3 separate regions of the Mus musculus genome follow, and all the other regions are linked to region 3. The links are chromatin contacts, found by Hi-C or POLR2A ChIA-PET in ENCODE. All regions are on one chromosome and are shown on one strand. The core of a region is the stretch at or near the end of the contact, and the rest is flanking DNA. Distances in the headings are between cores, read along the strand shown. Region 1 holds the start of C2cd2l (C2 calcium-dependent domain containing 2-like). Region 2 holds the start of Hyou1 (hypoxia up-regulated 1). Region 3 holds the start of Mcam (melanoma cell adhesion molecule).

Evidence for each region. A loop is a pair of places that touch in the nucleus more often than their neighbours do. ChIA-PET counts read pairs that join two places held with the same protein, here RNA polymerase II (POLR2A).
Region 1: POLR2A ChIA-PET joins it to region 3 with 16 read pairs in Patski. The contact joins the promoter of C2cd2l here to the promoter of Mcam in region 3. A Hi-C loop is called at or near these places in 1 of 37 maps with a recorded cell type or tissue (left cerebral cortex). POLR2A ChIA-PET finds 5 or more read pairs at or near these places in 4 of 5 experiments (Patski and embryonic stem cell).
Region 2: POLR2A ChIA-PET joins it to region 3 with 12 read pairs in Patski. The contact joins the promoter of Hyou1 here to the promoter of Mcam in region 3. A Hi-C loop is called at or near these places in 3 of 37 maps with a recorded cell type or tissue (adrenal gland, gastrocnemius and v-Abl transformed pro-B cells). POLR2A ChIA-PET finds 5 or more read pairs at or near these places in 2 of 5 experiments (Patski and embryonic stem cell).

What each region holds. Positions count from the first base shown.
Region 1 is chr9:44,318,934-44,322,683 of GRCm38, reverse strand. It overlaps C2cd2l (C2 calcium-dependent domain containing 2-like), which reads left to right and starts at 2,402. Exons shown (of 14, transcript NM_027909.2): 1 at 2,402-3,149. The coding sequence starts at 2,796.
Region 2 is chr9:44,377,520-44,381,685 of GRCm38, reverse strand. Hyou1 (hypoxia up-regulated 1) reads right to left here and starts at 2,196. Exons shown (of 26, transcript NM_021395.4): 1 at 2,091-2,196; 2 at 1,076-1,173; 3 at 777-870; 4 at 554-632; 5 at 278-432; 6 at 96-172. The coding sequence starts at 1,166.
Region 3 is chr9:44,132,171-44,136,381 of GRCm38, reverse strand. It overlaps Mcam (melanoma cell adhesion molecule), which reads right to left and starts at 1,724. Exons shown (of 16, transcript NM_023061.2): 1 at 1,626-1,724. The coding sequence starts at 1,692. It overlaps Gm10687 (predicted gene 10687), which reads left to right and starts at 1,897. Exons shown (of 2, transcript NR_152189.1): 1 at 1,897-2,021.

The DNA of each region.
Region 1 (3,750 bases), core at 1,153-3,652, 190 kb before region 3:
TTGTTTCTGCTAAGCCAGCACTTTACCAATTGAGCTAGGCTTCAAGCTCCTAGATAACTGAGGTAGGGGTATATGGTACACCTTTTCAATCCCAGCATTTGAGAGGCAGAGGCAGGGGGATCTCTATGAGGTCAAGAGCAGCCTGATCTACATAGTGAGTTCCAAGCCAGCCAGTGAGACCCTGTTCCAGAAAACAAAAGCAAAACAAGAAAAACGTGACCACTGGAAAATCTCTATGGTGTAAGACTCTCCTAAGTGATGTAGGGAACACAAGGATAAGAAGAACTGAGTTGCTTCCTTCACAGAATAACTCAGCATAATTGAGATACATTCGTTGAGAGGAAGAGAGATGATTGGGACATCAGTTCTAGTCTGAGTTTCCTGATGAGTTAAACAACGCGCTCATATAAACACTCAGCTAAACCATAAAGCAAAATGAAATAAGTGCCCAAAGGCTAAGTAATTGGTGGAAGAGAGATGTGGAAACCAGAGAGATCCAGCTGGATCTGGAAGAACAGGACCAAGTGTCCAGTGAAAAAATTGAAGAAATAAGCCTAAGATTGTAGATAACGGACTCTTTTTTTTTTTTTTTTTGACACAAGGTGTTAATGTATAGCTTTAACTGGCCTAGAACTCACTATTTAGACCAGGCTGCCTTCAAGTAATAGAGATCAGCCTGCCTCTGCCCCCTCCCTGACCAAGCTCTGGAACTAAAGGGATACACCACCATGCCTGGCTTTCCTGTATATTCCAGGCTGACCTTGAATTCAGTCCTTACTTAGCCTTCATAGAGCGGGGCATACAGGTGAGCCCTCCCACTCACTGCCAGAGAAGAGAGTTCTGCAGAGGAGAAGAACCAGCGTTCCTCAGGAAGGAATCTTGGTGGAGAAGAACCTTGCATTACGACAATTTCCTGCATCACTGGGTTCCTTGAACATGGATTTTCTTCCTGCTGACTCCTTTCTCCTAGGTTATATCCCAGCGTTCTCTCCTTCCTTGGCTCCATGTCTTCTGTTCCTAGATTAATGATGGAGATTCTAGTGATCTCCATTAGTTTTGGAGCTCGCTGTGGATGGTTAGGGTCACAGCAATGTTGCCTCACAATCTCACCTCTGTCTATCACCCCTTGCAGTAAAATCAGGCTATCTCAAGCTACATACCCTTTCCTCTTCTAGATCAGACAGCTCTGTTGCTGACAGCCATTTTTTTTTTTTTTTACCTACCCCTAGACCTTATATTGTTTACTCTCATGGGCTTGTTCCTTAGACAAATGGATTTGAAAGATATTTAACATCACATCCTATCTTGTGCGCAGAAGAAATTGTGTCAGACACCTCACCATATATATGTCTCTTGAGAAAAGAATTGCCCCTAATCTTTTTTTATAGATACCTTCCCCTGGCCCCAAGAAACAAAGATGAGCTCCAATCTTATGAGGATCTAGAGAAAAGGGTACATCCAGAGGTTGTAAATTGTGCAGTCTTCCTGGAACACCATTTCTTCGGAGTTGGCTGGGATATTACATATTTGGTGTGTGGGATGGGGTTTGGTTGTGATGCGCTCTCACCCAGGCTGGTTTCAAACTCCTTGGCAAAGGTATCACCCTGTTTCAGCCTCCTAAGTAGCTAGGACGACAGTCAGGTGGCACTACACGGGATGCCACATATTTGGATGAGAGACTTTTGACCAAATCTATTGATAGTCCAGTGCTACAATGCTAGCTCCCCTTTTCATTGCCATCCCTTCTACACGTGCTCCACAGGCAGGAGCTGTTACTATGGAAATGTATTATTTTTAAAAACAGACTCAGCCTTGGGCTTGGGAAATATCTCGAGAACAAACCCACGCAAGCAAGGTTAATAGGGGGTTCCTGAATCCTAGCTCCAAGGGGAAGGAGGACGATGGTAGTGTTCTATTCCCAACCTTTATCACGTTAAGCTTCATTTTTCTCGCCGCCGTTGACATTAGCTGGGTTTTGTCAGGCACTTCTATCTGGGAGGGACACCTTACTCCCTCTTCACCCAGTGCCTAGCTAGCTTCAGTCAAGGAGTAAGACCAGAAGCTGCTGAGCCAGGAGGTGTTAAAAGTGAGTGGTGATTTCCACAGGGACTAATTTTTAACCTACAGGCGTCCAACCCATAGAAATCTAAGAAACGTAGGGAGAACCAGGCGTCATCTCAGATAAGTGAAGTTCCCTTGCCTGGTACTGAAGGGGTGCACAGGGATTTCAGGACGGGGCGGAACAGCTAAAGACTCCGCCTATTCTCATCCCGGAATCCTCTACGTGTGCAACTCAACCCTCCCCCACTCCACCCTCCTCTAGCTCTGAGCGGCGGGTTAGCTCAGCCCCGCCCGGTGAGGGCGCGGCTCCTTTAAGGGCGGGTGGGGGCGGGGCGCCGGCGGTGTTGTCAGTGTCAGTTCTGCGCACGCAGCCCTCCCGGAGCCGGTGCCGGCCCGCGAGCCCCGGTATCTCTGCAGGCTGGTCCCTGCCCGGGTCCGGCGGGGCCCCACGCCGTGGGAGGAATCGGGTGATAGCTGGAACCTAGCTGGGGTCACACCGCCGGTGTTAGGGATCCAGATCTCTGGCTACGGAGACAGAGCTCGAGCGTCGCGACCCCGGAGGACCTCTTCTCCATCCGTGGCACCCACTGGTCCTGGAATCTCGGCGGCGCCGGAGAGCCCCGGAGCCCGCGCGCTCAGCCCCGGGGGAGCTCGCCCACGCCCCACGGTCCATCCGGGCCATGCTCCCCCGGGGCAGCGGCTGAACCCGAGCCGGGACCCGAGCCCGCGGGAGCATGGATCCGGACTGGGGGCAGCGGGATGTGGGCTGGGCGGCCCTGCTGGTTCTCTTCGCCGCCTCGCTGATCACGGTATTGGGCTGGATGCTGCAGTATGCCCGGGGTTTGTGGCTGTCGCGAGCCGATGGGGGCCGAGACTCCCGACCTGCCTCAGCTGCTGAGCCCGGGGGTTCACTGCGCGAGCTGGGTGTGTGGCGTTCGCTGCTGCGTTTGCGGGCGACCCGGACCAGCACCCCCGAGGAAGCCGGCGTACGGGGCCTCCTGGCTTCGCTCTTTGCCTTCAAGTCTTTCCGGGAGAACTGGCAACGGGCTTGGGTGCGAGCCTTGAATGAGCAGGCCTGCAGGGACGGGGTGAGTTGCACTGAGCCCCTGTGTCGTCCCTTCAGCTTTGCCTTCTAGGGAAGAGCTTGCTCATGTTAGGAGGGCTGGATTAGAGCTGGGGATCAACTGGAGAACCCTCCAGCTTTCTCTTTCAGATCAGAGAAGAGCGTGCAGGTTAGACTGGGGCTTGTAAAGAAGTCCAGTTATATACCAAATTTTCTATTTTTGTGAGCAAGGTACTCTGGTTCTAAACCCAGCACAAGTTACTGTTCTCATAGCAACGCTAATCCGTGTGCCTTAGGGCACTTCCGCCTAGACTGGCCTGGTTGGGCCAAGGGAGACAGGTGCACCTGCAGAAGGAATTTGCCTGGTCCTCATGCCACCACACCCAGTTAAGATTTCAGGCTCCCAAACCCTGGTGGTCAGGTAGAGCCCCCACGGTAACTGAATCATCTCTCCATATTTTAGTAATTTCACTACTACAGTCCTCCAGGCTGGCCTGCAGTGTAGTGTTAAAGGAAAGTAGTTTAGTTAAAGGGCATATTGATAACCTGCGTCCTTTCTAATGCATGAACTTGGGCTGCCCCTTCAGGGTCGCTCATAAACCAGAGCAGCCAGCCACCTCCACCCG
Region 2 (4,166 bases), core at 947-3,446, 240 kb before region 3:
GGTCCAATTTTCAATAAGAAATCAAAGAGGCTCTGCTTGCTATTCACTGTACATTTGGGAAGTCCCACTGCCACCAGCACCACCTTGATGCTCACCAGCAAAATCTTCAGCCAAGGAACGGGAGTAGTTCAGAACCATGCCCAGTACCTCCTCGGGAGAGAACTGCAGCTGCCTGAGGGGAGGAGGAGGAGGTGAGGTCCAGGAAGGCAAACACCAAGCCCAATAACCACGGACACATGCGCCAACAAGGGGCTTCCTTCCCACTCTGGACACTCACGGACTGATCTGGAAGCGCACAGTCTGCCTCTGTGGGTCAACAATTAGCTCATGTTCTGGGAAACGGGACCGGTAAAGGGCCACATGAGGGTTATCCGCCTGTTTTCCAAGGAGGTGCTGGAAATAACGGAGCGTAGCCTTTGGGTTCTTGATGGCCTGAAAGGAGGAGACCCAGCCAATTCTTAGGCCCAAACCTACCTTACCTTGCCTCTACTTCATCCAGCTAGATAAAAGGCTAGCCTCTGAGGGAACGAATCTGGCTAGGGCTGTTACTCACCATGCCGGCTGCACTATCACCTAAAAACCTTTCATTTTCTTTCAAGGTCACAGTCACTGGAGTTTTCCTCCGAGATTCCCTAAGAAAAAGCAGCATTAGCCCAGCTGCCTGCAGCAGACTATGAAGCCAGACGCCACCAGATCTCATACGGGGGCTCAGCCATCACAGTCTGAAGTGGGCACTATAAATTATAAACACACCCCTGACCCAGATCTACTCTTACTTGTTCAATACAATCTCCATGGGCACTCCAGGCTTGACAATGGCCACCTTCATGGATTCACTGCCCAGGTCTACAGACATCACAGCCAATGTGTCTGAAGGGAAGACAGAATGTAGGTTTCTCTGTCAGTTCTCTGCTTCCCACACCCTCCTGCCTTCCTAAGGCAAATCAATGGAAGCAGCCTGCTTTCCATGGCAAAGACAAAGAAAAAGGCTAGATCCAGCAACCCCAAACTCGAGTAGGCACCTTGTGCCCTCTTATCCTTCCATTCTTCTTTAACACCTTAGCCAGGTACATACCGCTCAGTGCCAACAGGTCTGCCAAGAGGACAGCCACCAAGGCCCAACAGAGTAGCCTCCTTGGCCTCTGCCTTCTTACTGTGGCTGCCATTGTGACCCTAATGGGAAAGGAAAAACACTTGTAACTGGATGCTGAATGAAGAAGGAAACAGAACCACATCCCAGAACAGACAAGCTCAAAGATTCTTATCTGTTGCACTTTGGCAAAAAAGCACAGCAGCTCGACCTCTTCTCTTCCTTCCTGAGGAGTTTCAATCATTTTAAACATCCTCCCAAGTGTCTCACATTCGGGCCGAAGCAAAAGGGCCCTCCACCACTTACTTAGACAAATAAGAGTTGACCTTTTTTCGGTCTACGTACAGGTAAGCAATCGGCACACCACAGCACTGTACCTGTCAGACACCTGGAGCTTGGCCAGGACCCTCGAAATCGGCTCAAATACCTCACACCTGGGGTTCCCGGGTGGCCGGGAAAGCCAGGTTGAGCTTGGGCAGGAACTGGAAGGTGATGACGTTGGGGATGGCTGGCACAGAAGGGTTTGTCCCCTTCTCTGAATTCCCTGAGCATTGTCCAGCCCACCCTCCTTGCCCATCCCACTCCTGGGCCACGCTGCCTACGCAGACGTTGTGCAGGCTAAGGTTACAAGCCGGGTGGATGTTCACCTAAACCTCACCTGACGAAGGTGGAAGATCCCACTCCCAGAAATGGATTCAGGCCCACCCTGAGCGCGAGGGGGCAGCTCAGCGCCTGAACTTCAGGACCGAAGGGACCGGTGTCCGTGCGGCCCTCGCTCCGGCTACCGGCCCGCCCCCGAAGCTAGCACGCTGCCTCCCCTAGGAGCCGCGGCCCGACGGCTGCTCCATCCTCACCCCCGCTCCCTCTGGCCTTCAGCTCCTGTGTCCTTCGCTCCGGGATCAAGGCGGCGAGGACGTACCCACACGGCCAGCAGCACGACCCCAACCCCGGGCCCTTCACAACTCCCCTTCGTTTGCAAACTGTTACAGTGGCCACCAACCTCTCAGCGGCGTCTCGCGCACCAGCCGGCCCCGGACGCGGCGCACGCTCATTGGCGCCCCTGCCGCTCGGCCCTGCGCCGCGCACTTAGCACCGCCCACGAGACCCGGCGCGAGACCCCATTGGTCCACGTAGAAGACCCGCCCCTCTGCGGCCCCGCCCCTCGAGGACGCAGCTGGGCCTGAGTACCGGTTGGGACGAAACTGCCAGAGCTGGCTGCGGATTGGGCCACGTCACGGTTCGCGGCCGGGTTACTCCTCGCGGGACTTCTGCCAGCATCGGTGCCGGACGCTTCGATGCGGAACCCTAGCGGAACCCCGCGTGGGAGCAGGTGCTCTCGTGGATTGCGAAGTCCTTGGCCTTCTTCCGGTTACCTGGGGCATCCGCGCGACGGAATCATACTGAGCTGCATTCGCTGCGGCGACGCGGAAGAGGCGCATGCGTGTGCCCTGGACTTGGGCAAGATAACAGGGGACCACTCCAACTTTATGGGTTCATTGAAAAACCTAAGCCACAAGAATGATGTTCGCTGATGGGCCGGAGATAAACCGTGTTTGTGACGGATTGGCTTTAACTCTGAACCCCAATAGTACGAGAGACGATATTGCAAACTAAAAAATAAGACTTTAATTGGCTTGACCTTTGGTACCGTCATTGTTTCTTCTTAGGAATGGTTCAGGGCTGGGAAAATAGCTCAGAGATACAGCTCTTGTCTGGCGTAGTTAAGGCTCTGGATTCCATCAACAACACCGTTCAAAAATTAAGAAAAGAAATGAGTATTCGGGCTGGTGAAATGGCTCAGTGGGTAAGAGCACTGACTGCTCTTCCAAAGGTACGGAGTTCAATTCCCAGCAATCACATGGTGGGTGGCTCACAACCACCCATAATGAGATATGATGCCCTCCCTCTTCTAGTGTGTCTAAAGACAGTGTACTTACATATAATAATAAATAAATCTTTTTTTAAAAAATGAGTATTCATGTGATGTAAAGATTAGGAACGGACTGGTGGTGGTGGCCTTAATCTTAGCACTTGGGAGGCAGAGGCAAGCAGATCTCTACCTGCTTGAGGCCATCCTGGTCTACGGAGCAAGTTCCACAACAAACAACCAAGGCTACCCAGAGAAACTCTGTCTCAAAAACGAAACCAACCAAACACACACACTGCTACCCAGAGAAAAGATTTATAAATAAAAGTAAGTCCCCTGACACAACCTCCCACTCTTATCTGTAGCATGATATGTAACTTCCTGCTCATTATGATACACATATCTCTTTCTAGAAAAGTAACATTTTTCGAACAATAACAAAAAAAGCAATTATTTGCTATTTTTCAACTAAGAATTTTCTGTGTCAGTGGGATTTCCCTCGTTACTACTGTACAACATTGTGTACAACAGTGCATAATGTGGGCTTTATCTGCCAGTGATAGATGTGTAAGTTGTCGATTCTGTTGAGTTTCGCTTTTTTCATTTTGTGTGTGCTGTACACACATATGGCATTTGTGTTTGTGTGTGTGTGCTGAGTCCAGAAAAGAACATTAGATGTCCTGCTCTATCAATTTCTGCCTTATTTATTTTTTTAGACAGGGTCTCTCATGAAACATGGAGCTAGGCTGGTGCCCACCAAGCCCCAGTGAGTTTCCCTACTCCAACCTCAACAGCACTGTGATTACAAGTGCATAGGGCCTTTTAAAATGCGAATATTTTCCTCTGAACTCAGGTACTCAGGCTTGTGCAGGACACCCAACATCTCTCTAGTGCACTCCCCTTTTCTCTCCCTCTCTCCCTCTCACTTCCCCTCCTCCTTTCCCCCCTCTCCTGTTCCTTTTTTAAAAATATTTTTTTATTCATTCATTCATTTATATGAGTACACTGTAGCTGCCTTCAGACACACCAGAAGAGGTCATCAGATGGTTGTGAGCCACCATGTGGTTGCTGGGAATTGAACTCAGGACCTCTGGAACGAGCAGTCAGGGCTCTTAACCACTGAGCCATCTCTCCAGCCCCTCCTGTTCCTTTAAGTCGTTAGTTGTTGTATTGTTTTTCTTTGGTGTTTCTCTGTGTAGCTCTGGCTGT
Region 3 (4,211 bases), core at 475-2,974:
ACTTCACCAAGCCCACACCCCCAACCTGGGTCAGACCTCTCCCAGTGTAATACGGAGTGAAACACAGACAGAGTGACTGGGTATATCTTAGAAGAAGCTGGTGGAGAGACAGATAAGAGCAACATGGGCTCTGGGCCAAGATGAAGGCCCCTTTGCTCCTGGGCCCCTTCCTAGTCCTGGTGAGCTCAGACTAGGGGAATGTAAGGCATGTGCCAGGCTGGGGCACACAGGCCCCTTTGTGTGCCCCCCCTCCACGAAGACGTCACTATTCTACCCTCTGTCCCCCAAATCCTCTGGAAGACACAGTGAGCCAACTCTAGCCAGAGGCTATGATTTATGTTCCCACAGTAGCATGTCAAGAAACGCTGCAATACAATCTGAAGACCCCATCCAAGTCTAGAGGGGTCAGTCTCCGCCAAGGGTTAGGTCAAAAACCAGAGAGTGGGCAGGAGTGACGTCAGTGGTGCCAGCATGCTGCCAGCTCTTAGAAGAGGTGATGTCACTAAGCACAATCTGCCTGGACCCTGGGATGTCTGGACTGTGTGGCTTCCAGACTGGAGGGAAGGTGGGAATAGCCTTCTACCAACAGCAGGAACTTTGAATCCCTGCTTTCTAAGGGCCAGAAGAGCAGGGCAGAGCGAAACTGAGTTTTCTGTGCTGCGATTGCCTAGCTGGGTTTAGCCCTTTCCCCAGAAATAAGGTCAGTCTGGGAGGCACTAGACTGGAGTACCCCAGGGACGTGGCTGGCACTGGGCAAGAGGCCAGAGAAGTGGGTAATGCCCAGTCCTCCCCTTCCCCAGCCTGACCAGTGGCTGAGACGCGAGAAAGAGCCAAGAATAACACACGACACCGCTGCGTGTGCCCTACAAGGGAAGCCCGGACCCAGGAAAGCATGTCTACTCGATGGCTTAAAGGAAAGCTCCGAGGTGCCAGGCTCTCTCCACCTGACTCTAGTGGACCACAGAAGCTGTTACTGTTGTAGAACTTCTCCATCTGTTGTCTTTCCCCTGTAATCCCGTCAAACCCGGAGGCGCAAGGAGACCCACACCACCCGCTGCCCTTGCCAACGCCCAGCCCCAGCAGGAGCGGCCTCCTCCCTCGCTCACCTCCAAACTGGCGTGAGGCCCAGGCGGAGGGGGAGGGGTCGGCGGCCCCCTCCAGCTAGGGAAACTGCCTTTTCCAGCAACAGGCGGGCGCGGGATGCACGGGTTGGGGATGCGCCCCGGCTGCGCCTCTCTGCCGGGACTCCAGCACCCAGCATCCAGCACCCAGAGCGAACACCTGCGGGAGGCCGGGCCCAGCGTCCTGCAGAAGCTCGGCCCCACCCCTTCCCGCTCGCTGCTGCAGCAACCCGACTAGTCCGTTCCCAGAATACTCTAAAACCTAGGCTGCACACCCGCAAAGAAGTTGCACGCACGCGGGGCGCCTGGAAATCGGGGACTCTGGCAAGAAGGAGCGCCCACTGGGGTGCAGAGCCCCGACTCTACGTTGCTACCAGCTCTGATCTCCGGTACACTCAGGCGGCACAGTCCGGCTCCGTCGAAGACATCCCCAAACTCCCAACGCCTGGGCTCTGAGGGACGCGGGTCGGGCCCCCCACAGCCCCCTCAACATAAAGAACTCACCCGCGGCACGGCGACAGCAGCAGCAGGCAGCGAACAAGAAGACGCACACCAGTTTGGGCAGCCCCATGCTTCCCCGACGGAGGGCGCGAGCCAAGTGAGGAACTCGCCGCTGTCGGGGGCTGACGTCAGGGGGGCGGGGGAGGGGACCCCGGGCGCCGCCCGGCCCCGCCCCGCGTAGCCCCCCGCCCCCTCCCCGCGCCCTAGGGGGCGGGCCCCCGGCGCGCTGGCTGCGAGCTGCTGCTCCCCGATCCAGGCCTAGAGGCTAACTCCCGTTTTCTGGCTTGGAAAGGTTGAAGGAGCAATGACAGGTGTCCTGGGGCTCGAATGACTGGCCGAGGCGGCAGAAGCTGGCCCGGTCGCTGTAGACTCTTGGACGCAGTAGCAGCGCTCGCTCAGGTTTGTCCACTACTAGCGGGGACCCTCTAGCAGAGGAGCAACAGAGAGGTATCCCTGATAGAGGACTCTCAGTCAGGTTCCTCTACCCTGCTGTGGAGGCATGGAGCTGGCCCTGGTCGCCTTCTGGAATGACCGCTTCACTGCGGCGGCTGCCGGCTTGGCACTGTTCCAGAGTCTTCGCTGGCCTGGCAGCCTTGGAGGAAGAACTGTGCCAGGTCCCACAGACCTAGGGGTGCCTGCAAGGGGGCGGGAGAGTTGGAAACGGTGCCTTTTGGGTTATCTTTTCATATTCGAATTCTTGCAAGTCCCTCTTACCCTAGAGAAGGGAGGAAGGGGTCTGAATTCACAAGCCCATGGTCCACGCCCTGACCCAGATAATCCTTTTTGTCTTCTGGTCTCTGTCTCGGTTTCCCTCACCTCAATGAGGAAAAGTTAATACTAACGGATGTGGGAGTCTACAGCCTGTCTCCCAGAAACCTATTACTCTCTCTAATGCTTGAAAGCTGCCTTCCCTACCCACCCCTCAACTCTCTCACGGGGCAACGGCCTCAGGTTACTGAAAGCCTAAGTCTCCCACACAGAAAGGTGCCAGGAGCCCTAGCCTCCATCCTTTCTAATCCCAACTTCTCCCTGGGTCTTCTGGACTCTTAGATTCAAAAAGGCTCTAGCACCAGAGCTTCAGGAAGGGTTTCACCCTTGGCTGGGACTCTCACCAGGGAGGGGTCTGTCACCCCACAGGGAACAAACAGCCTTTCTGCCGCTGCTGGAGAGAGGGAGGAGGGTTGAGGCAGCAAACCCCAGAGATGGCCAGGTGACTTGAGAGGATGCTCTGGGCTGTGTTCTGATGACTCAGATGACTGGCAAATCACATCTACCTCATCACTCAAATCTCATTGACCCTCCTCCCTGGCCATTAGCCTCCAGACAGAGCCATGCCGACTGGCCTCAGGCTTGGGCTCTTGATGGGAGAGAGGAAGAGGGCCCTGCCTCCTCTGCCCTCCAGAGTGAACTGAGGAGCACTGGCCCCTGGCCCCTGGCCCAGAGCAAAATAGGAAGAAAAGCCTGTTCTCTGCAGCGATGGCTAAAGGATGCTGTCTGGCTAGGCAGGGCAAGTGCTGCACCCCCTCCCTGTTTCTTCATTTAACACCATTAACTTATCCTCTTCTCTGGCAGTCTGAAAAGAAAGGCAGCTAACCACCAAGGACAGTCGGTTCTGAATTCTTCCTCTTAGATGGATGCCAGGTGGGGGTTGAAGGAGTCGTTTCTGCAGTGAAAGGGAAATAAGATTACAGCTCAGGGTGACATCCCAGCCTTCCTGGTGCACAGAACCAAAGCAAACAAACAGACTATACTTTTAAGAGGTCTGGCCCCAGCCGGGCAGAGGCAAGCGGATTTCTGAGTTCAAAGCCAGCCTGATCTACAGAGTGAGTTCCAGGACAGCCAGGACTACACAGAAAAACCCTGTCTTAAAAAAACAAACAAACAAAAAAAAAGGTCTGGCCCCTATGGCCACTTTATATAGTAACTTGGGTCCTGAGAGCTTGGTGGCCCAGAGCAAGCTCTTCATCATTTGTTTCTGTCTCGTTTCCTATTAGGGTTTTTGAAGACACCCACTGGTGTCTTACCATTTGAAAAAATGAAGACCACACAGGCAGGCATCCGTTCCCTGAATTCGGCACTAACCTGAGGACTGGAAGTCTACGGTGGCATCTCCCTAAGTTACTGGGATGGTGCTGAGGCCTCTGGCGTTACTGCCCCCCATCCCCATTCTGTGTCAAGTACACAAAACACGTTCTCAGCAGACTTTGCTGACACAAAGGATGTTCCTCTGTCCTGAGCCGAACTTCAGTCTTTCCCATGTTTCTGTGTAAGGAGCTGTTAGCTTACTAGGAAAATCAAAAAGAACACAAACCTGAAAGTAGCACATTTCTGTGCCAGGTAGACAGCGTTGGCTGACTGGTAGATACCTGAGCTACACTCCCAGCTACTCTCAGATGCAGAGCCTGAGTTTAAGAGTGGTTTGGGCAGTGTTGGGAGAACACACAACCCCTTCAGCCCACAAGACGTTTACTTAACATTTATTTTGCCTTACAAGTATCTGCTTTATCTAAAGGAGCCTAATAGGATAATCTTTTTTTTTTTTTTTGGTTTGGTTTTTCGAGACAGGCTTTCTCTGTGTAGACCCGGCTG